3 separate regions of the Homo sapiens genome follow, and regions 1 and 3 are each linked to region 2. The links are chromatin loops, found by intact Hi-C in ENCODE. Cell type or tissue: prostate gland. All regions are shown on one strand.

Region 1 (8,000 bases), 720 kb before region 2:
AGAATAACTTTTTTTAGTACAAGAATGTTTCATGAATATTTGGGTTATACTTATACTAAAAATGTTATTTGCTATTTATTCATGTTTATCTGGTCATCTTATATTGTATCTGGCAACCATACCAGTATATTTGTATATAAAAACACATATATACATGTATTTTTTTAGTCATTGTTGTTTCTGTATACAGAATCTGTATTTGGGGTTCTTTTAAATGACACATTGCAAATGCACACAATATGGTAGATGAACTATGAAGGTCTCAGGAACATATGTATTTATAAACAAAAACGCAAAAATATCAGTTGGCATATGAGTTTGCTAGGGCTGTCATAACAAGATACCACAAACTGGGAGGCTTAAAAACAGCAACATATTTTCTCACAGTTCTAGAGGCTGGAAATCCAAGATCAAAGGGCTGGCAGGGTTGGTTTCTTCTGAAGACCTCGTGGGAAGGATCTATTCTAGCCCTCTCTCCTTGGCTTGTAAATGGCTGTGTTCTTCCTATGTCTTCACATTTTCTTCCTCTGTACGTGTCTATGTCCAAATTTTCTTTTCCCACAATAGGCACCAGTTATATTGGATTAGAACACACCTTCACGACCTCATTTTAACATAATTATCTCTGTAAACAGCCTGACTTCAAATACAGTCACACTCTGAGGTACTGAGGATGTGGTATATACTGAAATACTTCAGTATATAAAATTTGGCAGGGTCAGGACACAATACAGCCCATAAGTATTGAAAAGAAGATATGGAAAAGACTGAGGAGGATGAGAATGAGATACTGGCAATTAGAAAAATGAGAACCGATGTGGCATTTAGATTATGAATAAGAAATATTCCAACTTAAATGTGCTGTTATATTGCCGGTATGAGTTTTAGGAGGTAGTTACTTGAGACACTTAGCAGCTACTCATAGAGTTAGATATTGAAATCTCAGTAGAGCCAAGATTCCTACTCCCAGTAAACTAAGTCTCAGTGTGACAAATAAAAGAAAGCATGTGAGTGAGATAGGTAAACCCCTAAAAGTGTTATTTCATCTCCCTCTCTAATATTTCAAATGTAGACCAAAGGGGAAAAAAGAGGAGAATAAATTTGGAACCATATTTTAAAATGTTTTCCAATTCAGAATGCTTAATGGATGCATTGAAATTCACTTTGAATAATGAAAGCAATTTTTTTTTCTAAAACGCTCGTTTAAAACCATGTTTTATTAACAAAGCTCTTAGGGGAATATTCTCTACTCTCTCAGGAACAATCACCCTTGGTTAACACAGAACCCTGGTCCTGTTTATTAGAACACATTAAAAATCAAATCACTTTCTTCCCCTCATACTTGAAGAAAGCAAAAATGTTAAAACAATTTGATAAAGATTTAATCATATTTCAACATTACCTTGGACATACTTTATGTATGTGTAAATCTTAAAAATTCCATCTTATACAATTTTCTGATAAAATGGTATTCCTGTCTGTAATTTTTAAAATTTCACACTAATTTAGCTACAGTAATTTTCGTTTAAAGTAAGAAAATGCTTCACCAGGCAGAATATAATTTATATCATGACCACAAGAATAACATTATGAGAGAAAGGCTATTGTTCATATATTTCACAGATTCTCATGTTTTAAGAAAGAGTGTTGTAAATTCAGCTTACTAGAATCTTTAGTAAAATATATTTATCAAATTCATCTGTTTGATAGCACAAAACTTGAATTTTTTTCCTTTTATTTTAAGATTTTTCTAATCTGGCAGTGAACTGAATAAATCTGCAATGTCTGTAGCTGGTTTATTCATTATTCAACCTGAGAAAACGTACAGGATGGTAAACCATATAAGTATGCCACATATCATATCGGTGAGGCCTTCCTTGATGCTACCAGATGTTTTACTTGCTCTCCTGTGCCTGAATACATCTATCACTGTACTTATCATGTAACTAGAATTAATTGTTTGCATGTCTGTTGCCCCTTACAAAACTATGAGCTCAAGGGCTCCTATTTACCAACACTTAGCACAAACATATGGTTAGCATTAACTAAATAAAAGTCTGTTGGATGAATAAAAGAATGTATGCAATTAAAATAATTATAGTAATTATAGTAGTAACAGTTCTAATTTACTGAGACCTTATTATGTGATAGGTAGCATGCTAGCCGGGTTATATAGATTGCTTTCCTTTCTTCTCACAACAACCTTGTATTAGAGATGTTACCATTATCTATTTACTAGATAACGATATCAGACTTGAAACGATGAACAGCAGTCTTGTAGTTTCAACTGAAGTCTTTCTGTTTTCAAATCTTGGGACTTAGTATGGTATAGTTAGTAAGAGTCTGGCCTGAAGAACACACTGCCTAGGTTAGACTCCTGGTTAAGTCTCTTATTAGCTGCATGGCCATGGGCAATTTATGGAATAGTTCTAAGCCTCAGTATCTTAACATTCCTATGCCTTGGTTTCCCATTTGTAAGTTAGAAATAGTGAGAATTATCCATGTATGAGATTGTGTTGAGTTGCAAATGACTATTACACTCAAAGCACTTAGAATTATTCCCTGGCTCTGGTAAGTACTAGGTAAGTGTTAGCATTTTTATTAGCATAGATTGCATCCATATTATGCTATATATTTCGCATTGTAAATTTTTATTGCCTAATTTACCACTCTGCTTTCAGTTCTAGAATAAACTGCAAACCTGCTATAAGTTATTCACTCTGCAGTTACACTGGCACAATATTTACACAGGCCCTGGTCACTATTTCTTACAATCAAATTCCTTTGATACAAAGCTCAGGTTAAAACTGAGCAAGACCCTGCAGGTGTAACTTTGTGCTACCTAAACAAAAGAGATGAATAGATGAGGTGTCTGAGTATGTCTAGACAGAAACAGAATCAGAGAAACAAATGATCTGGGGCATCATATGTCATACTATTACAAGGCCGATTTGTCAGTATACTATACTTGGTGGAATATTGGATTTTGAGGAAAGAAAGGAAATGGTAAAGTAACATTGGTTAATTCACTGCAAGTATTCCATGTATTAGGTTTAACACAGATTTAAATAACAATAGCATGAAAAAAGGAAATGGAGCTACATATCATTGACATTGAATAGTAGCTCTGTTTTGGGAAGGTTATTTTATCTTTTAATGGTGCCAGGTGTAAGATACAAGGAAGACATTCCTGAAGGACATTGCAAGAAACAATAGAAATTCTTAAACAGAGAAACTCCTTGAACACTAGAAATAACCAGGATGATTTGTTGCCTTTCAGTATACAATATCCATTTGTTAACAGTGAGCAAGAATTAGTTCCACAAGCAATTAGTGCAATAACTTCCACTAATCTTGATCTGTTGCACCCTACAATTTGCTCTTAATATTAAATAAAATATTAAAATGTGTGACTGTTTTTATATCATCAACCTTAAAAATCTCACTAAGTTATTTTAATCAATATACTTGTTTTAAGTAAAAGCCATTTAATCTCCTGACTTATACATTAACCTTCCATTAAGTATTAGTGAAGAAGTTAAATGTACCTTAGTCAATAATGCTAATGCAGGAACTGTTGTATTACCTATGGAGAAATGCGTATTCATATTATGTTAAAGTGGCTATCCTTAACGATTAACCATTATGTGTTAGGAAACTGATAATAAATTTGAAATATTCCATGATAAAATGAATTATAATGTTGAAACTGAGTTCTCTGTACTGTAATAATTTTGAAATGAGGTCATCTGCTTCTTCTGGTCAGTGCCTTTTAAGGCAATGATATTGAAGTGATGAAGACACCCTCGGTGACACTTTAACCTCACCTTGCGGTTTCACATCTTGGTGGGTAATAAATGAGGCTGCTAATTGAAACTGAAATGTATGAATCTATTGCATGGTAGTGTTTTAGCAAGCACTCTTTTTGTTTAAATAATGTGCCAATATCTGTAAGCTGCTTACTGTATGTAGAATTTCTTCTACCTCAAAACCATGTTACACATTTTGGTCTATTTCTTTATCAAGAAATGATATTCATTTTCAATCTCCCTTCCAGCACATTCTTCTATTTCTCTAACATTCTTCTGCAAATTTCCTCCCCACCAAAATCTTATTTTATGGTAAGAGTATTAATATAAATTCTAATGGGTTTGCAAGACCACACAAATGCATTTGCTTTCTCATTGAGGAAAATTTATGTACCTAGGTAAAAAGCTGCTTACTAGATAGGCAAGGAAAATATGTAGACTCTAAATTTTCCAGATATCTCCTTCCACTGTTGCAATTAAAAATGAAGATGCTTATTCATCATTACAATTCCATATCCATAAATTTTCTTCCATGTTTGTATTTGACATAACAAATATGATTTCATAACTTAAGCAAAAAAATAACTCAATGTCAGCAAGTTGTCAAAATCATCTCAAATTAAATGGCTTATTGCTCTTGTCTTTGCCACCTGTAGGTGTCCTTGCAGTACCTCAGGAGAAGAGGCTAATATTTTGAAATATTTTTATATATGTGTGTGTGCGTTTCGTATATTTTCAGTTTATTAAGAAAAGTGCATAAAGTCTACATAACCCACTAAAATTGTGTCTTAACTTCTTTAAGACAACAATAGCCTTTTAATTTATTGATATAAAGGAACAAAACAGAAATTAATGTCTACTCTGATATTTAGTAAAATGTTTAAACCCATGGTGCCATTTTTTGCCTAATAATTTGTTTAAAACTATTCTGAGGCTGATGTTAACTCAATAGTTGCCTTATTCTTTATGCCAATTGCTTAAGATCTCAGTTCCTCCCTGTGGGAAAATATTTTTCCCATATCTCTTGTATCATCAGTTAAATAAAAGTTATTACATTTAGAGTTACATGGTGTTTTAATCACTTATTTGTTATATATTATAACATGCATAACTCCAAAATCAAAACTAAGTTTTTACATTGCATTATTTTAGGAAAATCTTTGTTAATAAAGAATTCATTCTGGGCACTCATTTTTCATAACCATCACTACATAATTTTTATCCCATTTCAAGGTGGCCTATGTTACTTTTATTTCATTATACCCTTATCCATAAAAATACTCTGAAAACCTCTTGGAATTTCAAACTTGCAAATGTTTTTGACTTTAAGAAGAAAATAAGATAACCAACCAGGACATGAAAACTGTGTGTAGTATTTATAAACACGTTTCTTTTATAGAAGTACTCTGCATTATTTCATCAACCTAGTAAGCGTCATACTTACATTGAACACTAACTATGAGGCAAGCATAATTTTCAATTCATTTTAGCTTCACAATGCTGCTGGACATATCTACTATTTCTCCTCTTAAAAATGGGAAAATACAGGTACAGAGAAGTTAAGTTTGTTCCCCACAAAAGACACAGGAGGATTTGGTCAGGATTTGGAGCTGGGCCATTGACTCTTGAGTCAACGCTTATACAATACCCTGCATTCCCATGATGCACTGTAATGAAGTACTGTGGAGAAAGGTCTTATAATTATTGAAAGATTCTTCTTTAATATATATTTTTCTTTTACTGATGAACAGGTTTGAGCAATGATAAAATTATACACATAGAGAATCATCGTGGGCTAACTCTTACAGAACCGCCTTTCTTCCCCTAAATGGGAGAAGAAAAGCAGAGATTTCATTCTGTAACATTGTCTTTACCACAGGCTTTTATTCAACATAATTCACTTTTTAAAAATTTTGAGAAAAATCAAGCTGATGGGGATTCTCTTTACTGCATTCATTCCTTAGAAGGCTCTGTAAGCTACAAGACAGCAGAAAATAAGATCAAGGTAGACAAGTGTCCGCATACATATTTAGGGGAATAGAAACCAAACTTCATTCTAACCCAGTGGTAACCAAGTAATCAGTTACTGTCCAGGAAACAATGAGGATGAAATAGGCTGCTCCCAGAGACATAAGGCTGTGTGAGTAAAAAGGGAACGCTGACTCCTGGGCAGCATCTGGAAGGATGACAGAAACTAAAGACAAAAGGTTGTCCTCCCCTGATGCATTGGTACTTTAAATAACTGAACATCGCCCAAAAAAAAGCAAGGAATATGATCAACAAATGAGGGCCATCCATAAAAGGATAGGCTCAGCACATTAGGACAAGGTAGATACGGAGATAGGATATCACTGCAAACTCTAACATTATGAAAGGAGATGCAGGAGACATTTGTATAGGCTGAAAAAACTCAGGTGGAAAATAAAATGAAGTAAAACCTCATCTTAAACAGGCACATATATACAACTCTTTATAACTAAGAAATAATGAGGAAAATGTACATGGATAGAATGAGAGCTATTGGCAGAAGGTAAGAAGACTTCAGTGATAGTCTTAATTGCTTTATGTCATATATATCCTATCTGGCTTTCTACAAATCAGCTATGAGAGTTCCTTGCACAGACAGAATACCAAATCAGATGCACCATGTTTATACAGCATGATATTAATTATGCCCCTTGCTCCACAAATTTTCCAGTCTTATCTCCATCCACAGTTACATGAGTTTAACCCCAGGAATTCTCTTAGATTTTAAACAAGCTTATAGTTGCTTTGATGAGGTGAATCACACATATGCAAAATAAATAAATAAATAAAATGATTAAATGGAGGTAATAGAAAGGCAGAGAATTACAAGTGGTGAAAATGACCTATCGATTAAGGAATATGCATCTTTTCTATAAGCAACATATTTTAAAAATGATATTTATTACCAATAAAGTGAGCAAACTGATATATGTGTTGATTTTCATTGGTTGCCATGTTTTGGAAAATGACATAGTTTTCCTTTTTCTGTTTCTTCTATTAAATATTTTGTTAAGAACATGTGCCAGCAAATTCTTCTAACTACCTGCTGGTTGTAAGTTAAATACTTTTGCAGACTGCCTTGATTCTCTTTCAGGTCAGCAGGGTACTACTTAACAAATGGAAATTAATTCTATAATAGTCCAGATGTATTCAAGCATTATACAGTTGTGATTTAAAGGTATGAAAAGAATAATATCATGGGTATTTTATATATATATATATATATATATATATATATATATATATGTTCTCCATTAACATTCATCCATGTAAGAAGTATATCTGTTAATCAAGGAAGCTTCTACATACAAGTACGTAAGGCAGATTTTTTGTATTGTCTGTGTAGATTACTAATCCTGACACAGTCTTCTCATTAATAGCATTTAGTATAAAGTTACATTGCTCTACAATATTATGGAAATTATAAGACCATTAATGACACAGTGCCCTCATACCTATTCTCCTCAATTTCCTTCCCTTATTATTCCACTGCTTCTCTTTCTTTCCGTGATATTTTCTGAGCTCAGATTTAATTTAAAAACAATATTTTCTTGATTCCTACCCTCCTCTCAGATTACCCCCAGCACCTCCTTGTTTATCTAAAGCCTGACTTTTGCTGAGGATCATCCGTCTTGCCTAGAGTAGATACTGTATCTTCCCAGCTTCCCAGTATGGCACCACATATTTTATTCCTCTTCTCTATTGGAAACCCCCTCTTTTGCTTCACTGGATTTCTATTACTCTCAGCCACTTATTGTCATTCATATTAGACTGGAAACAAGCTCACTAGTCTTTCTCTTCGAGATTTAACATTATATGAAAACTTCTGATACAAAGGATTTGCCATATTGCAGGGAAGAGTTTTGGGGTTGGCTTCATAAATTGAAGTTCATTGGTAAATTGAGGGAACACTTGTCAGCCAACTGGACTTTGGAAGAAGATAGAATTTCCAGGTGTTCTCAGCTTATGTACTCCCACTGGTTTTATCCAGAATTAGCTTTAGGTAATAAATCTTATGTTTTTTTCTGGAAAACCACAGCACTTAGGAATAGAAGACTGAGGTTAAGCCAATGTCCTTCATCCTGATGCTAAAGGGTTCTGCGCCATCTAGCAGTCAAGATCCCATGCAGACTTTGTTGCTCTTCCTGCCATCACTGGGGAAGG
Region 2 (8,000 bases):
ACTGTTCACAGATTAGTCGATGCAAATGTTAAAAACGTGTTGGCAAGCTGGATGAGCAGGTTTGTATTTTACCCTGAAAAGCTTCATGATTTCTCTCCCTGACTCGCTCCGTTCCTTCCCTCTCAGCCTCAGTGCATTGTATGTTGAAGGGGCGGGGGAGGGAGAGATGGGGAAAGCTTAAGCGATGGGAACCTTGAGGCCCAGGGATTTCAAGGAAAGCGAAATGAACCAGGCAGGGAGGTGCATGTTCTCTGTTCATTTCTTTCTCTAATGCGTCTCTCCTCCGGGTCAGAGCGCTAATGACTACCTCGTTCCTACGATTTAGGACGCGGGTGCTTTCACACGAAAGACACGAGGTCCTCTAGTTTTTCCTTCTTCGCTCCTCTAGCTTCTTTTTTACCCTCTTCCTTTCCTTCCTCCCTGGCCCCGAGCCCCCACCCCCTACACACACACACACACACACACACACACACACACACACACCCGTCTCCGAGCTCTGCCTCTCCTTCCCCAGTTTCCACTCCCCTGTAGTTTCCCTCTCCTTCGCCTCCTACTTTCCAGGAGGGATTTCTAATCCCATTCTAGTGCTGCCTGAAGGCACGTTCCGCTTTCCAAAGGCCTTTTTCTGTTCCCTTTCAGGTCATGGATTCAGGAGCCCAGGAATAAACCTAAAGCTTTTTTTCCTAACCGTTCAGATCGAAGGACTTTCGAGGTCCTCCTCAGTTCCACTTTTGCACACCTTAAGCTGCCCCCGTCGACTTGGCAACGTGTCCCGCGGTATTGTTCCTTTCATATTTTCTGTTTCTTAACAGGCAAACGCACATAAGGGTCCCCAGATGCAGCGAATGAACAGGTTTTCCTCGTAAAAATGATGGAGGTGAAGGTGGGGATGGGGGTGCTCTCCTCACTCCGGAATCTGAAGCGGGAGAGAGCTGGATAAACCGCCGAGATGACCTAAGTGGTCTGAGGCGACCAGCAGCGCGTCCACAGTGGAGGACCCAGGCCTCGGCTCAGACATGGCCTGCTCCGCTCTTTCCCTAGGCTCCTCTGCAACATCAGGCAACCAAGGCCTGCGCTCTCCTTTTCCTGAGGAGACTCCCTGGAACCTTCAAGAACCCCCCGACAGCCACCAGGATACCCGGTCTGAATGGTTTCCTACCAAGAAAGACCCCGAAGACCTGCAGTTCTGTCCAGAAACGAGTTTTTAGGGTCACTTGAATTTGAGCTGCTGCGAGGGCGGTGCTTTAGGGAGCAGAGTTCAAAGAGGAATTCCTCAGGACCCTAGGCCAGGTCCGCGTTAAAGGGCGCCTTACAAACCTCCTCTCCCCACACTCCCCCGCAGCCCCTTCCCCAACGTTTAAGGCACCGGATCTTGAGAAGCAAATCTAGTGCCCAGCTTCAAATCCCCGCCTTGGAAAAGTACAAAGAGAAAACTGATTTTTCAAATCCCAAAGCCCTTTCCTTTTAAGCAACTTGGAAAAACTCAGCTATAAACGCTTTCTCCTCTTATGCTAAAATTGAAAACTTATAGATTTTAGATGGAATGAAGAGAAGATATATTCCTTTTCCCTTTAAATAGCCACATTTCAAATTGTGCCAGGCAGCAATTTCTGCGAAAAAGGAGTGGCGGTTGGGATTGTTTGGGAGATGGAGTTTTATTTGTTCCCATTTATTTTGTTTTATTTTTGTTTTATTTTTTTCTTTGAGTTTCTTTGTTATTTTGAGATTCATCTAAGAGACTCAGAATTCCACTCTGAATAAAGCACTTTTTGTTGTTTCAAAATTTCAAACTGACATAAGTGTTGGATCATCAGTTTTCCCTTTGTCTGCCCTAGTTGTAAATAATGGCTTTGAGATTAGCTAATTAAGGGGCATTAATCACTGATAGAAAGGGAATAAATCAAAGCCTTGTTCTAAATTTCAAACTTGCCTGTATAGATGTGCATAGCTACTCTATCTGGAGCAGATAGGTGCTGTTTGAATTACTGTTCTTCAGAGTAAACCAAATCCACTTCGCTTTTAAAAAATGAATATTGTATTTATACAGCCTGGTTGTGCTGTTAAATTAAGTCTCTCTCCATTCTTATTCCGTTTCATAAACAAAGTGTAGAGACGACAGCGATTACGGGTTAAAAGAGCCCAATCTTAGCTTTTGCCTGGCATTATGCTTACCTTTTTGAGGGTGGGGAAGTCAGAAAAGGGAGGAATAAACCCTAAGCGGATACACATGGAAGGGGGATAAACAGATATGTATTGAGGTTTGTTTTTAATCAGAATACACTTTCTGTAGAAAATTTTCAAATCTTGCAGTATTTCAGGTATAATTCGCTAGAATACATTCCCTTAGCCCCCTGTGTAAGACATGAAAAACATTAGGTTCTGGTTTGTGAAAAAGAAAAGCAAGCATTCAGGGCGTGAGTGCGTGCGTGTGCGTGTGCGTGTGTGTGTGTACTGGAAAGAATAAGGCTCCTCTCTTCACTGCCTTTTGCTGCTGCAGTGATGCTCATTGCAGTTCGGCTGGTTCCACGCTCATAGCCCGGCACAGGGTTTGGGAGCTTGGACCATTTCAACACCGACAAAAGAGGCTTTTAAATAAGTACATGCCATAAAACAACAAGCCGGTCCCTGGGAGCAAGTAAAAATTTATTCGTTTCACGTAAAGCCCTCCGAAACAGTAAACACAGAGCAGATAATCCAGAGCCAGGCGGGGGATCTGCATCCTCTCGGCTTCGCGTCGGTGCCCGCGCGTGTGCGCGGCTGTGCGCGCACCTCGGCCTCTGCGGGCACCTCTCCCTCAACCCCCTCCCCAACCTTTGCAAGTGAAGACTTGTGTGTTGGGGTTCCTCACACCCTCCTCCTCCTGTGGGGCCTTGTCTCGGCTTAGCAGAGACTGTCATCTGAGGGCTCGGTTCAAGACTCCTGACTGGGAAATGTGCGGGTCTGGAAGGCAGAGTGGAGTCCCTGGGGCGAACTGGGAGAACTGCCCCTTTCTGCCAGAAAAGCGCCCCAGCCACGGGTTTGCCCCCGCACCGCCCCCCCCCCCCCGCCCCCCCACAACCTCCCAAGAGCTGCTGGTTGGAGAAAACGCCACTTCCCAGTCCCTAAGTCTCCCCACGTGTTGGGTTCCGTCCTTAACTGGACAGTGCTGGCTGCCAAAGGCAGGTGCCAATTCCCCAGAAGCTAAATCCTTCTAATAGCCTCAGCTTGCACACGTCTCTCCCCTCCTTCGGTTGCCGCTGCTTCTCCTTTTTCATTTTTTATTTTTAAAGTCAAGAACCTTATCACTGGTTTTAAGGTACCGTGCCATTAAAAAGAGGCTCGCAGTCTGCGGCGCGAGATCGAGGGGCCCAGGGAGAAAGGGGCCCGGGCGGAGGAGGAGCGGAGGCCAGGGAAGCCACATTTGCATAAAGCTTTGTCTTTCCTGCTTCTTAGGCTGCCGAGGGTTATAACGCTAATTACACAAGATTAATGTGGAGATTGTTCTCTATGGCTCACCAAGATTTATTTGAACAGTGAACTGCTCAAGATCCAAAGCCATAAACCATCCCACCCAGCCGCCGGCCCCCCGACTTTCTCCTTGCGGGAAGTGAAGTTTTTCCAAGTCCAAAGGAGAAAACGGGGAGCTGCCACTGGGTAGGAAGCTCCGAAGAGCTCATCTTGAGGGATATTGTTGTTTACACGAATTATCCGTCGGCCCTCGGATATACAAAGGCAATTCCCTGCCTTTTCTCTTTCTGCCGGCTTCCAAACGAAAGCCTTTTCTGCGGTGTTGTCTCTAAATTTGGGGGATGAGAGGCGGCCAATGAGCAAATCCGGTGCAGGAGCGCCCCCTCGTGGCTTCAAGGGGAAGGGACGCGGTTCTCGGCGTGCCCTCTGAGTTTGAGCGGTCTGATGCTGTCCCTCAGCGGATTAGAGTGGGATAGGGTTGAGTGCTGAGACTGGGAAAGCGGTTCTCAACCGCGGTTCACACTAGTATTCTAACCGAAATAGTAAACACACACACACACACACACACACACACACACACACACACACACACACACGACCACCTTCAGGGATTCTGATATTCTTAGGCAATTTTTTCTTTTCCCAGATAATATAATATGCTATCACTGTAGAGAACCAATATTTGAGAATTTCCTGGTTAGAGTGCAAGTGAAAAAGTTAACTGGCTTAATATTTAACTTTTATATATCATTTGATATTTACTTATTTTACCTAGAAAACCACAGGCCCACCATTATTTCCTGGGCTACTTGGGAGATATTATTTGAAAGATATTTTTTTTCAGGTTATTGGAAAAGTGATTTGAGTTTCAGTATTTGAAATTTTAAGATTTTTAAGACTAGGTTCTTGTTTCCTTCCTTCTTTCCTTGGGGTAAAATATATGTAGTGTTATCAATAATGATAAAAATAGAATTAATATAAAATTATAATTGTGAGGAGGGCAAGTAATAGCAGTCCACCACTCTAAGGTGGACACCAGATTCTTATTGCAGTAAGTTGTTGGTTGACTCACTTTGGACAATTCTTTTAATCAAGCTGTGCCTCAATTTCCTCTTCCACAAATGAAGTGAACCCATTGGATAATTTTAAGTTACCTTCTAGATTTAGTGAATGTGTAAACCTAAAGCACTAGAGAAAACACATGTTACTAAAAAGTTTGCAGATATAGGCTTTATATGTTATATTCATCCTTTCAAAGAGGAATTATTATTATAAATCCAGATTTTTGAAATGTGGCCTTTTCTATAGTCAAGGCATATCCAGAATTTTTTGTCTGGTACCAAAAAAAATCATATAAACATTAGAGAAATATAGCACAAACTTACACTAAAATAAAATTAAGCAACCTATCATTACTGCTCCATTCATCCAACCAGTCCTGCAATTCAGGCATAGTATTTTTGATAGTTTTGCTACTGTCTCCGCAAATGAATTGATATTTAAAAGGGAAGAAAACGCTGAATTTTTCTTCCACTGCACTCCAGCCTGGGCAAAAGAGCTGAATTCCATCTCAAAAAAAAAAAAAAAAGGAATATGAAATTGGAATTCAAATAAAGGTAGGCCTTATTTGTGGTTAGAATGGAGAACTGTGCCCATCACCATCTTTACATCATCTGCTTTACCACTCCAGCTAAGTGGTGAGCAGATACTTGTGATTAACTGCCCTTTGAGGGGCTTCAGCATGAAATATTTGAGACCCTTTCTGGGTTTCAGTTCTCAAGAACCAGATGTGCATCACCGAGACACTTTAGCAGAGGAGGCTGTGATTATTGGTATCAGCAGAAAAATGTGTTTTGGGAAGGCACCAATTAAAGGTGAAGTATCTCAAAGGAAACAGAAAAAAATTGTAAACAGCAACAGAACATGATGTTTTCACTTTGTTAATTCTCATCAAGAATCACAACACAATATAGCACTTAGATGCTCGATGGTTACATCAACACTCATATTAATATCTTTTAGTAAAATAAAGTATCAATCATATGAAAAATACAGTTTTTAATCATAAGCGGTAATTATTTTTAAGGTTACAGAGAGAATGAACATTTCAAAGACACAAGCACTGAAGCTGTTCACATCCCATACCTCATTTATGACAGCAACTTCAGAACTGGCTTATCTGGGCTATGCGTCCCAGCCTTTTGCATTTTTTCCTAGTAAATAAGCACTAGTTTGATTAAGGGACTTGCTTTGAAGTCTTGCTGGTATTTGAGATTTTCACAGTATTCTTGGCAACTTGGTTCCAAAAATGTTGTTTTATGATTACTTAAAAAAAATGTATCTGTGATGTTTAAGCAAAACAATAAGAGTTCATAAATAATTTGCTTTCATTTTATGGTAGTTTACATGATAATGTGACATAAAGAAGAGAATGTGCTTGAGTGTGTACAGGCATGTGTACAGCAATAGTAGTGGTGGTAGCACACACAGGTTGGGGTAACTGACCACTTCATGACACCTGCTATGAGAACTCCACCTCCTGCCACAGACCTGAACCTGGGCAGCCAGATTTTCACTATGCAACCAATCTAACCACCATTACCTCTGCCTTCTCCCTGCCCACAACTGACTGGAAAGGGATGAATCTCTTTTACAAGGATTCGGAGAAATCAAAGTCTCTCTCCCAGCACTTTGGGAGGCTGAGGTGGGCGGATCACCTGAGGTCAGAAGTTCGAGACCAGCTTGGCCAACATAGTGAAACCCTGTCTCTACTAAGAATACGAAAATTAGCTGGGCGTGGTGGCAGGTGCCTGCAGTCCCAGCTACTTGGGAGGCTGAGGCAGGAGAATCACTTGAACCTGGGAGGTGGAGGTTGCAGTGAGCCGAGATTCCCGCCACTGTGCTCCAGCCTGGGCAAAAAAGCTGAACTCCACCAAAAAAAAAAAAGAGAAAGAAAGAAAGAAAGAATGAAAGAAAGAAAGAGGAAGGAAGGAAGGAAATATGAAATTGGAATTCAAATAAGGTTAGACCTTATTTGTGATTAGAATGGAGAACTGTGCCCATCGCCATGTTTACATCATCTGCTATGTGCTATTGTTTAGCATCGGTCCTTGGTCAGACTGAGCTAATCTTCCTAGGCATTTTGTCTCCATCTAAAGATAGAACTTTACGATTAGGAATTTCTGACACTTGCAGATGTTAGTGAGGATGTTTTGGAGACATTTCTCAAAATGTGTCAATGCCTTTGGGAATGTTCTTGAAGAGAGAAAGAAAATAAAATGTATTAAGAAGCAATTTATATGGGGCAAGCATTTCGATACAGTGTCCTACTTAATCCTCACATGGCTTGGTGCTAGGAGTAGTCATCCACGCCCACTTTGCAGTCAGGAAACTGGGAGTCAGGAATTTCATAACTTAAACCACAGCAAAGATTGTTATCCTAGGGCTGAAATGGCATTTGGAGACCAGTGGTTATAATTCCAGAATCTAAAGTTATTCTGCCATGTGTGTTTCTTTCTATCAGTTAGTTATTTTGACTACGTTGGAGGAATATTCAACTCCATCTAATTACTCACTGATCTAGGTGGGCATCAAGTAAAACAGATAATATCACAGCCAAGATGTACAGAAGTAAGTTGCAGTCTTTTTCAAAACCTGATTTACTAAGATCATTGCTTTGGTTTTCTCAGAAACCTAGAAGCTGGTCTTAATGTTGAATTATCTCTGTTATCTGCATATAGGTAGATTCCCCTGGATTATAATTACTCACAGGTAGTCACATTTCCCCTTTTCCAAGAAACTTACCCCTCCAACAAATTAAGACACATCCTTTTCCTTATAGTATTTTCATCCTTCTTATTTTGGGTATTTTTTATCAAAAGATCCAGATGCTCTGTCCTGTCTCATTTGTCCCATGCTATTGTCTCATTCTCAAAGAGCCATTCATGATGAATGAGCCTTTAATGTTTTCTTTACATATATCCTTCTTTCTTTGAAGGATGTTAATATTCTTCCATTAATATTTCTTCTGAGCCAAGAGACAGATAACGTCCAACTGGCATATTTCCATACTGGACTGAATGATAATTTTATAATAAATATTGCATGTCATTTCTTATTATAAAAATCTCTTTTCAGCATGCATGTCCATTTTGTAAGAGGATTAGCTGGGCTTTGCTGTGGGATACTTGAACTTTTGGTAAGCTTTTTCAATCCTTTCATTTAGTGGAAAGGTGATTAAAATGACAGAAAAGCATTTAAACTTAGTTATCATGATCAACCTTCCCAATAGCTTTCTTTTTCTATCACGTGCTTTAGCCAGAGGTAAGAGAGCAATCATCTTTGAGGGCCTTCTCTACCTGCATCCTACGAAAATGAGTTTTCTAGAATTTTCTCAGATATTCCAGTGGAAGTGTTTCTTATAGTATCCTTTGCTGCCACCTGCTGTTCAGCCTACATTTATGAAAGCTGTCAATGCTATCCATTGTTGATGGTGTATTTTCTAACGTAAGGGGTGGGTAAAGATAACAAAACTGATGCATTGCCAGATCCTG
Region 3 (8,000 bases), 1.0 Mb before region 2:
AGAGTCTGCAAGACTTAAAGCATCAGCTCTGGCTGATGACTAGCAAGAAAATGTGGACTTCAGTCCTATAACCATGATTAACTGAATTCTGCCAACAACCAGAGGGCTTGAAAGAAGACTCAGAGCATCATATGAGCTTGCAGCCCAACCAACACCTTGTTTTCAGCCTGGTGTGACTCTGAGCTGAGAGCATAGCTAACCCATTTCTGGAATCTTGACCTATGGAACCTGTGACGTAATAAAGAGGTGTTGTTGTTTAAGGCTGTAAATGTGTGGTAAATTGTTATGCAGGAATAGAAGACAAATACAATAACATAGAGTTTATTTCTCTTTCATGTGAAAGTAGCCTAGAGATGCGTAATCCAGGACTAATCTGTTGTCTGAGTCATCAGGATCCTTATCTTGCTGCTTCGCCATTCTTAGTATGTCACCTCATGGTACAAAATGGTGCCTCAAAATTGAGCCATCACATCTACTAGTAGACAGTAGGAAAAATGAGGGTAAAAAGTAGGCATATCCATTTTCCTCTGAGAATTCTGGGAATCACAAAACACTTGTGATGTTATCTCCTTGGCCATTATTTAGCTACATGGCATGTGCAGTTGTGTAAAGGAATGATTTTGACAGTCTGAAGAAACAGAAAATTAGCATGTAACTGGCAGATCTATCTCTTTTAAATGAAAGCTATCTTTAGAGAATAGATTCTAACAAATCTGTGGTTATTCTATTATTTTGAAAGAGGAATTCCTATGCTTTACAAATTATATTATATGCGAAGCTCAGACTTCATATTAAATCACAGTTTCACAACTTAATATATGGCTTGAGAGTCAAGTAAGTTTGTTTTTGTAACCTGTAAAATTGAGGCAATTATTCCAATGTATAGGCACTCTTAGATTAAGTGAAAATACATAGAGGTATAGGAGGTGAAGGTGCCAATTATGCAATGTTACAATACAGTATGGTTGCTGCATTCACTTACTAAGGAGTATGGGTCATCAGGTTGCCCTACTGAGTGAAGAATACTATTTTTCAGCATTTGGACAAATATATAATTAAACTCACAGATTACTGCAATATGTAACATGAATAGGAAAAAAAACTAAAGAGAAGGTGTTTTTAATCCATCACTTTGTCCATTATTTTCCTAATACTGTAGGAAAATGAAATGGAATTCCAGTAGACTTGAGTATCAAAAGTATCACTACATAAATTAACAAAATAATCTATTCAATAAGGCCACTTAAGACAGCTAATTTAAATATTAAAGAATATCTCTTAAGAGTAATGAATTATGGTAAATGGATACTCTGTTGATTCTCATTCTCAATTTCCATATGGATTGCTTAACCAACTATTTCAACTGCGACTTAAGGTTGCTTGCTCTTGTCTGTATGTAGTTCTGTTAACACTGAGAAGGCCTAAATTTCCTATTTGCTAGTGCTGGTAGGTATTTGCCTAATTCCTTATTAGATGGTACATATTTTGTTCACTGAGGTTAAAATGAAATTAGGGGGAGATCATTAAGACAGAGCTCCATTTTCTTTATGTGAAATATTTACATCAACTGTTTCATTCCTCAACAATCGTTTCTCTGATTTTAGCTGTAGTATCAGGAAATAGTCTTTAAAAATGTATTAATGAACTGAAAATTATATCAGGCTTTGCGATTCAGATTTCAGATACTTCCTGTAAGTTGAATCAAATCTGACAAGAGGTTTATGAATGCTACAAATACATATGCCACCATGTAAGTATTCATTATTCTCAATTAATTGCTGTATAAGATGAAATAATGTACAGCTAACAATCAGAATTAGAGCCACGTTACACCAAACTTGGTTCTTTCTCACACAAAATATGAAATTAAATGATCTAATATGGTGATTGATTTTAGAAGAAAGGTAATATGTTTTGAGGGGATTTACAGAGGACTAATTGATCATATATATTTTGAATTAATATGTGTGTAAATTGATAGTATTTCTGTTGAATAATATATATACACATATATAGTTGTGCATATATATCTATATATGTATATGTATTTATATATGTGTATATGCATATACACATATATCTTATAGACATCTATATATGTACTTGTGTACTACATGTGTTCTCATTTCAAGAACAATAGCAATAGCAAATTCTTTTGTAACAAAAGCAAAGAGAAATTTTAGGAAATGTACACCTATTCTTGTTTCATTCAATTCTTTTTCTCAATTTATGCTTGTGTATAAGACATCTGGAAATTAAAGACCTATAGATAAAAGAAAGTAAACATTAAAACTAATGCAAATTCAGGCCAGGCATAGTGGCTCATGTCTGCAATTTTGGCACTTTGGGAGGCCAAAGTGGGTGGCTGGCTTGAGCCTAGGAGTTTGAAACCAACCTGGACAACATGATGAAATCCCATCTCTACAAAAGATATAAAAATTAGCCAGGCATGGTGGTGCACACCTGTAGTCCCAGCTACTAGGGAGGCTGAGGTGGGACAATCACCAGAACCTGGGTAGTTGAGTTTGCAGTGAACTGAAATCACACCACTGCACTCCAGCCCGGACAACACAGTGAGACTGTCTAAAAAAATAATCATCATCATCATGCAAATTCAATAACAAAAGAACTGTTCACTTTGTAATATAAAATGAGTTTCTGTAAGTATGTAGAGGAATATCTTGCTTAAGATTGATAAATCTATGAAGATCATATTTTAAACCCACAGATTTTGACTAAAAATATCAAGTAATTATGAAAAAATTAGAATAAAACATCAAGTTCATTTTTACCATGTTTTTAATTATGACTTGTCTTTGTTACATTGGACATAACACAAACTATGATCACTGAAAATTCATACATTTCCTGATTGTATTTTGTTAATAATCTGTTTCCTAATGATAATAATTTTGAGAGTTTCAAATACCGGTTTTATAGAAAATCCCTTTTTGAAAGGGAAAAAAAATCGGAATTATAAATAATTGAGCCCATTATTGTCTGCACGTGGGCCGGCGAGTAGGAGAAAGTGGAGTAGTTAGCCTTAATTATCTGGATAATTTATTTCTGTCAACCCAGCCTTGGTGCCCTTTCCTTTCAAAACTGAAAAGTTATATTAGAAATTATAGTTCGTCTTAAAGGAACTATAACATTAGAGATGACATTTCAGCACATTTGTGGATAAGTTATTTTCACTATGTCACCTTTTCCTGTGATAGTTGTGCAGTGTTCCTATCCTAGGCTAGAGATTGAAAGAGTAGATGACAGGAGGGTCAGGGGACTCTTCTCTCTCCCTTGGAGGCTCCTACCATTGCCGTCTGCAATCAGATTGTTAGCATGTCAGCTCAGTCTGTCAGAATCCCCTTAGTGCTGCTCAGCCAGCTGAGAGAAAATACCTTGTGTATTGGCTGTGGATGTCCCTTAAGAACACCCAGTCACTCAGTCATGCAGCCTAAATAGGGCAGCAGACAGCACCTTCACACCAGTGTACGATAACTGAGCTTTCCATCGATGTGTCTTGACCTTATAAGAAGCGCTGTAAAGGGCCAGGGTGAAGAGCCCAGAAAGGCTTGATTGCTACTAACCTTCTCTTGTCTGTTAAAAATGGCAGCTTCTTTTACTCAAGTCACTCAGAAACAAATGTAATAAAACAATCTTTACTCAGAAAACCAATAAGGCATTTCTTTTATGCAGTGATGAAACACAACCACTAGATGACACCAAGAGATAGTTTGTATGTCTGATTAATATCCTGTACTCAGTTGTCTGTTCAAAGGTGACATTCTTGCTAAGATTTTCACTGAGATCACAGATGCAGGCCAATTAAGTGATCTAAGTTTTTAAAGTTGTCTTGCTTTGATATTATCAATTACCATCTAATCAAGAAGACAAAGTCAAACGAAACAAAATAAAACACAAAGCAAAAAGCAGATGTGGGGTCATTTGGACACTCAGACTTAAACATTTCCACTTCTGTTTCTTGTTGTCTGTACCATTAATAAGATACTCCAAGTGAGTCATTACTGTAATTTAGAAAAGTTCTGCCAAAAACCTCTATCATAAATCCTTCTTAGGCGCTTGAAATTCAATTGTAATATTCTCTCCACACTACATTTATAAGCCAAGCCCCAGCAATATACTAATACATTTTACATAGTTGTAAACAATTGGCATGCTTATGCATCTCTGTCAGAAAGAGAAAAACTATAAAGACTAATAAGATTCAACTTTCAAACGATTATCTGTATTTCCTTCAAAAAATAACCAGTGTTTCATCTCAGATTTTGTATGCTGATAGTTCTTTGCAAATTAACATAATTTGTATTTGGAGATCAGTCTTAAACTTTAAAACATTAGCTTTTGTATATAGTAGAATACTTTTATAATAGCAGGATATCTATACAATAAGAGTTGCATGCAAATTTCAAAATCTACTGCCTGACCAGTAAAATTCTTCAGAAGTCCAAGAGATGGCATAAAGAAATAGTTAATATTAAATACGTAATTCTAATAACTGCTGCTTGCAACTTCTTGGTAAAGTTTCTATGTGCAGCTTTGAAAATATAATGGATTTCATTATTTTAACAATTTCCATATGGTAAATACAATTGCATTTTTTCAAAAAATATATTTACTATTAGAAAAATTGTATATTGATTAAATAATGGGAAAACTCAATGCTCTTGGTCATAAAAGCAACATTTGAGGCATATGATTATCTGTAAAAGTAAAATGTGTGGAAATTAACAGAACACAAGATCATACTCATGTATTAAATATTAAGTTAGTAAATCACATGTACATCCATTAATTACAAATGTCAAATGACAAGAAAAAACAAATACAACTTCAATCTGAAATAACTATTTTTTTGAAAACCACAACATTCTGCTCTGATTATTTAGGACATCCCTTCTGTTTCCTTTGTGGTTTGTGGAACATTACATATGTGATTTTCCTGAGTTTTATGGGATTTTCTGAAATTATGGCAAGATTTTCTAATGTAAATAACACTTGTATCTTGGAGTCAATATACAAAGGCATATTTCACATTAATTCGTTAAAAAGTCTTAGTTAATTGGCATAAGAAATATGCATATCTATACAGACCGCATCTTTTTTTTTTTCTTGTTTTGTCAAGTGAAAAACTTAGGATGGATCCACTAAAAAAACGTGGTTTGTTTCCAATGGTAAAATGTAACTTTATTATAAATTATGTGTGCCTATTTTTCATAAGAATTCCTCTGAAATTCCATAAGACTGTAGAAAATTAGCCATTCAGAAATATTTTACTTTTAGGATAAATTTATGATTTTAAAAAATTAGCCATTTTGTTTTATTGAAATATATAGGTGGGAGGAAGGTCTTACAGTTTTATACCAATCACTTATTCTCCCTGAGGTTCCATTGAGTTACTTCTTCTCTGTTGAATTAACTGTATTAACTTTGCACTTCAGAGAAAAATATGGATTTCAAGTCTATAAAATGAAACACACACACACACACACACACACAAACACATGCCTTATTCTGAAATACCATGCAGAGCACTACAGTTTTGTAATGCCATGATGTGTTAACTCTTCCTTTGTGTTGAAGTCCTGGATCAGTAGGTGTTATCTTTGAAATTCCATTAATAGAAGTTATATAGAGACATGGCAATGGAAAGAAAAGTAGCCCTGAAATATTGTAATGCACAGTTGAAATGAGTGTATTAAAGATAAAATATCAAGTTTAATTAGATATTTTTGGCTTGTTTTGCATCTTTTGTTTTTTTATGTCCTAAACTTTGCAGTCATTTAAGCAGAGATATTTTGTCATTTGATTATATTTATGGAGAAGCTTCGATTACTAACCATCTGAGTTTTAGACAGAGACCTCACAAAGCGGCTTAAAATAATTTGGCTGTCTAATTTATTTTTCTTCCTTTTTTTGATAGAGATATTTTCTTTATTTTTCCCTCCATTTACAGGTGCAGAATTAAAGAACATGTTCACTCACTATATTATTGATGCACTTAAGTGGAGTGTTCCAAAGCATGTAATTACCATGTAGGCTTATGGCCCTGAAGTAGCCCAGGATAGTGGTGCTGCATATCCATGATTTGAAGGACATACAGTGATGATTATAGAGGCAGTACTCTACATCCATTCTGGCCCTTTTGTGTTTAGCTGGTTGTCATGGCAAATAATTGGATAGAATTTAAGCCACTTTCTTCCAAGTGGGAAATTCATAATTTTACCCTTCACCTAATTTTGTAGATACTTTTAAAGAATCTTAAAGTTTCTACATGAATGACGTAGAGCAGTGTGGGAAAAATTTTCACTTTCAGCAGGCACATCAGAAATTAAACTTCCGCTTAGGGGGTAAATAAATCAATTTCCATTTTCATTAAATGGCTTCATTTTCCTATAACTAAGCCACAGACTTTGTGTTTCTTCACTAAAACAAGGCCAATGTGGTTTACTTTGACAGCTTCCGAGAGAAATGGAAAAACAGAGTAAAATATTGAAATCTTATTAAATTTTAGCGAAAATGACATTTTGCCTAGAGTCCTGTCGGCAAAAGCTTAAAACCTTTTCAAAACACAGCTGAGGGAGGAAACTGTAACTAGAAATGGTTTATGCTAACAGCATAATAGGGTTTGTCATAGGGAGGATATTAATTGACCCAAAGGATATGTAAGTCATGTAATAATGATACATTTCATAATTAATTTCTGTTTTAGTTGTATAATATTGAAAGATAAATCTTTTATAATATATCCTCCTTTTATTTGTAAAATACAGTTATAAAACCTTCAAAAATTTAGAATTGATGGATTTTAGTCATTATTCAGCCCAGTTATTCTCTGAGAGGTATCATTCAGCCAAATTTTATTTTATTTTATTTTATTTTATTTTATTTTATTTTATTTATTATGCTTTAAGTTTTAGGGTACCTGTGCACAACGTGCAGGTTTGTTACATATGTATACATGTGCCATGTTGGTGTGCTGCACCCATTAACTCATCATTTAGCATTAGGTATATCTCCTAATGCTATCCCTCCCCCCTTCCCCCACCCCACAACAGACCCCAGTGTGTGATGTTCCCCTTCCTGTGTCCATGTGTTCTCATTGTTCAATTCCCATCTATGAGTGAGAACATGCGGTGTTTGGAATACTTTCCATGGTGTATATGTGCCACATTTTCTTAATCCAGTCTATCATTGGTGGACATTTGGGTTGGTTCCAAGTCTTTGCTATTGTGAATAGTGCTGCAATAAACATACGTGTGCATGTGTCTTTATAGCAGCATGATCTATAATCCTTTGGGTATATACCCAGTAATGGGATGGCTGGGTCAAATGGTATTTCTAGTTCTAGATCCCTGAGGAATTGCCACACTGACTTCCACAATGGTTGAACTAGTTGACAGTCCCACCAACAGTGTAAAATTTTTCCTATTTCTCCACATCCTCTCCAGCACCTCTTGTTTCCTGACTTTTTAATGATCACCATTCTAACTGGTGTGAGATGGTATCTCATTGTGGTTTTGATTTGCATTTTTCTGATGGCCAGTGATGATGAGCATTTTTTCATGTGTTTTTTGGCTGCATAAATGTCTCTTTTGAGAAGTGTCTGTTCATATCCTTCACCCACTTTTTGATGGGTTTGTTTGTATTTTTCTTGTAAATTTGTTTGAGTTCATTGTGGATTCTGGATATTAGCCCTTTGTCAGATGAGTAGGTTGCAAAACTTTTCTCCCATTCTGTAGGTTGCCTGTTCACTCTGATGGTGGTTTCTTTTGCTGTGCAGAAGCTGTTTAGTTTAATTAGATCCCATTTGTCAATTTTGGCTTTTGTTGCCATTGCTTTTGGTGTTTTAGACATGAAGTCATTGCCCATGCCTATGTCCTGAATGGTATTGCCTAGGTTTTCTTCCAGGGTTTTTATGGTTTTAGGTCTAACATGTAAGTCTTTAATCCATGTTGAATTAATTTTTGTATAAGGTGTAAGGA

Evidence for each region. Peaks named below come from ENCODE experiments on the same cell type or tissue, not always from the same donor. Only the 100,000 strongest peaks of a DNase experiment are listed, where the experiment ranks them.
Region 1: it touches region 2 in a loop (2.5-fold over the local background); 8 of 110 quality-filtered maps call a loop at or near these places.
Region 3: it touches region 2 in a loop (5-fold over the local background); 14 of 110 quality-filtered maps call a loop at or near these places.

Annotation. Positions count from the first base shown.
Region 1 is chr5:51,681,429-51,689,428 of GRCh38, reverse strand. No RefSeq gene overlaps it. Among named protein-coding and RNA genes, the nearest start is that of ISL1, 300 kb to the right of the region's middle. RefSeq lists an enhancer at 3,225-3,809. In prostate gland, a CTCF peak has its summit at 4,482; no DNase peak of the experiment used is centred here.
Region 2 is chr5:50,958,945-50,966,944 of GRCh38, reverse strand. It overlaps LOC124901181 (a long non-coding RNA gene), which reads left to right. Exons shown (of 2, transcript XR_007059131.1): 1 at 1-59; 2 at 813-1,794. Among named protein-coding and RNA genes, the nearest start is that of LINC02106, 7.2 kb to the left of the region's middle. RefSeq lists an enhancer at 3,304-3,841. In prostate gland, CTCF peaks have their summits at 3,854 (motif pointing left) and 7,886 (motif pointing left); a DNase peak (open chromatin) is centred at 3,824; H3K4me3 peaks cover 2,837 bases; H3K27ac peaks cover 3,902 bases.
Region 3 is chr5:51,956,751-51,964,750 of GRCh38, reverse strand. It overlaps LOC105378959 (a long non-coding RNA gene), which reads left to right and starts at 358. Exons shown (of 3, transcript XR_948315.2): 1 at 358-422; 2 at 1,676-1,750. In prostate gland, a CTCF peak has its summit at 3,720 (motif pointing right); no DNase peak of the experiment used is centred here.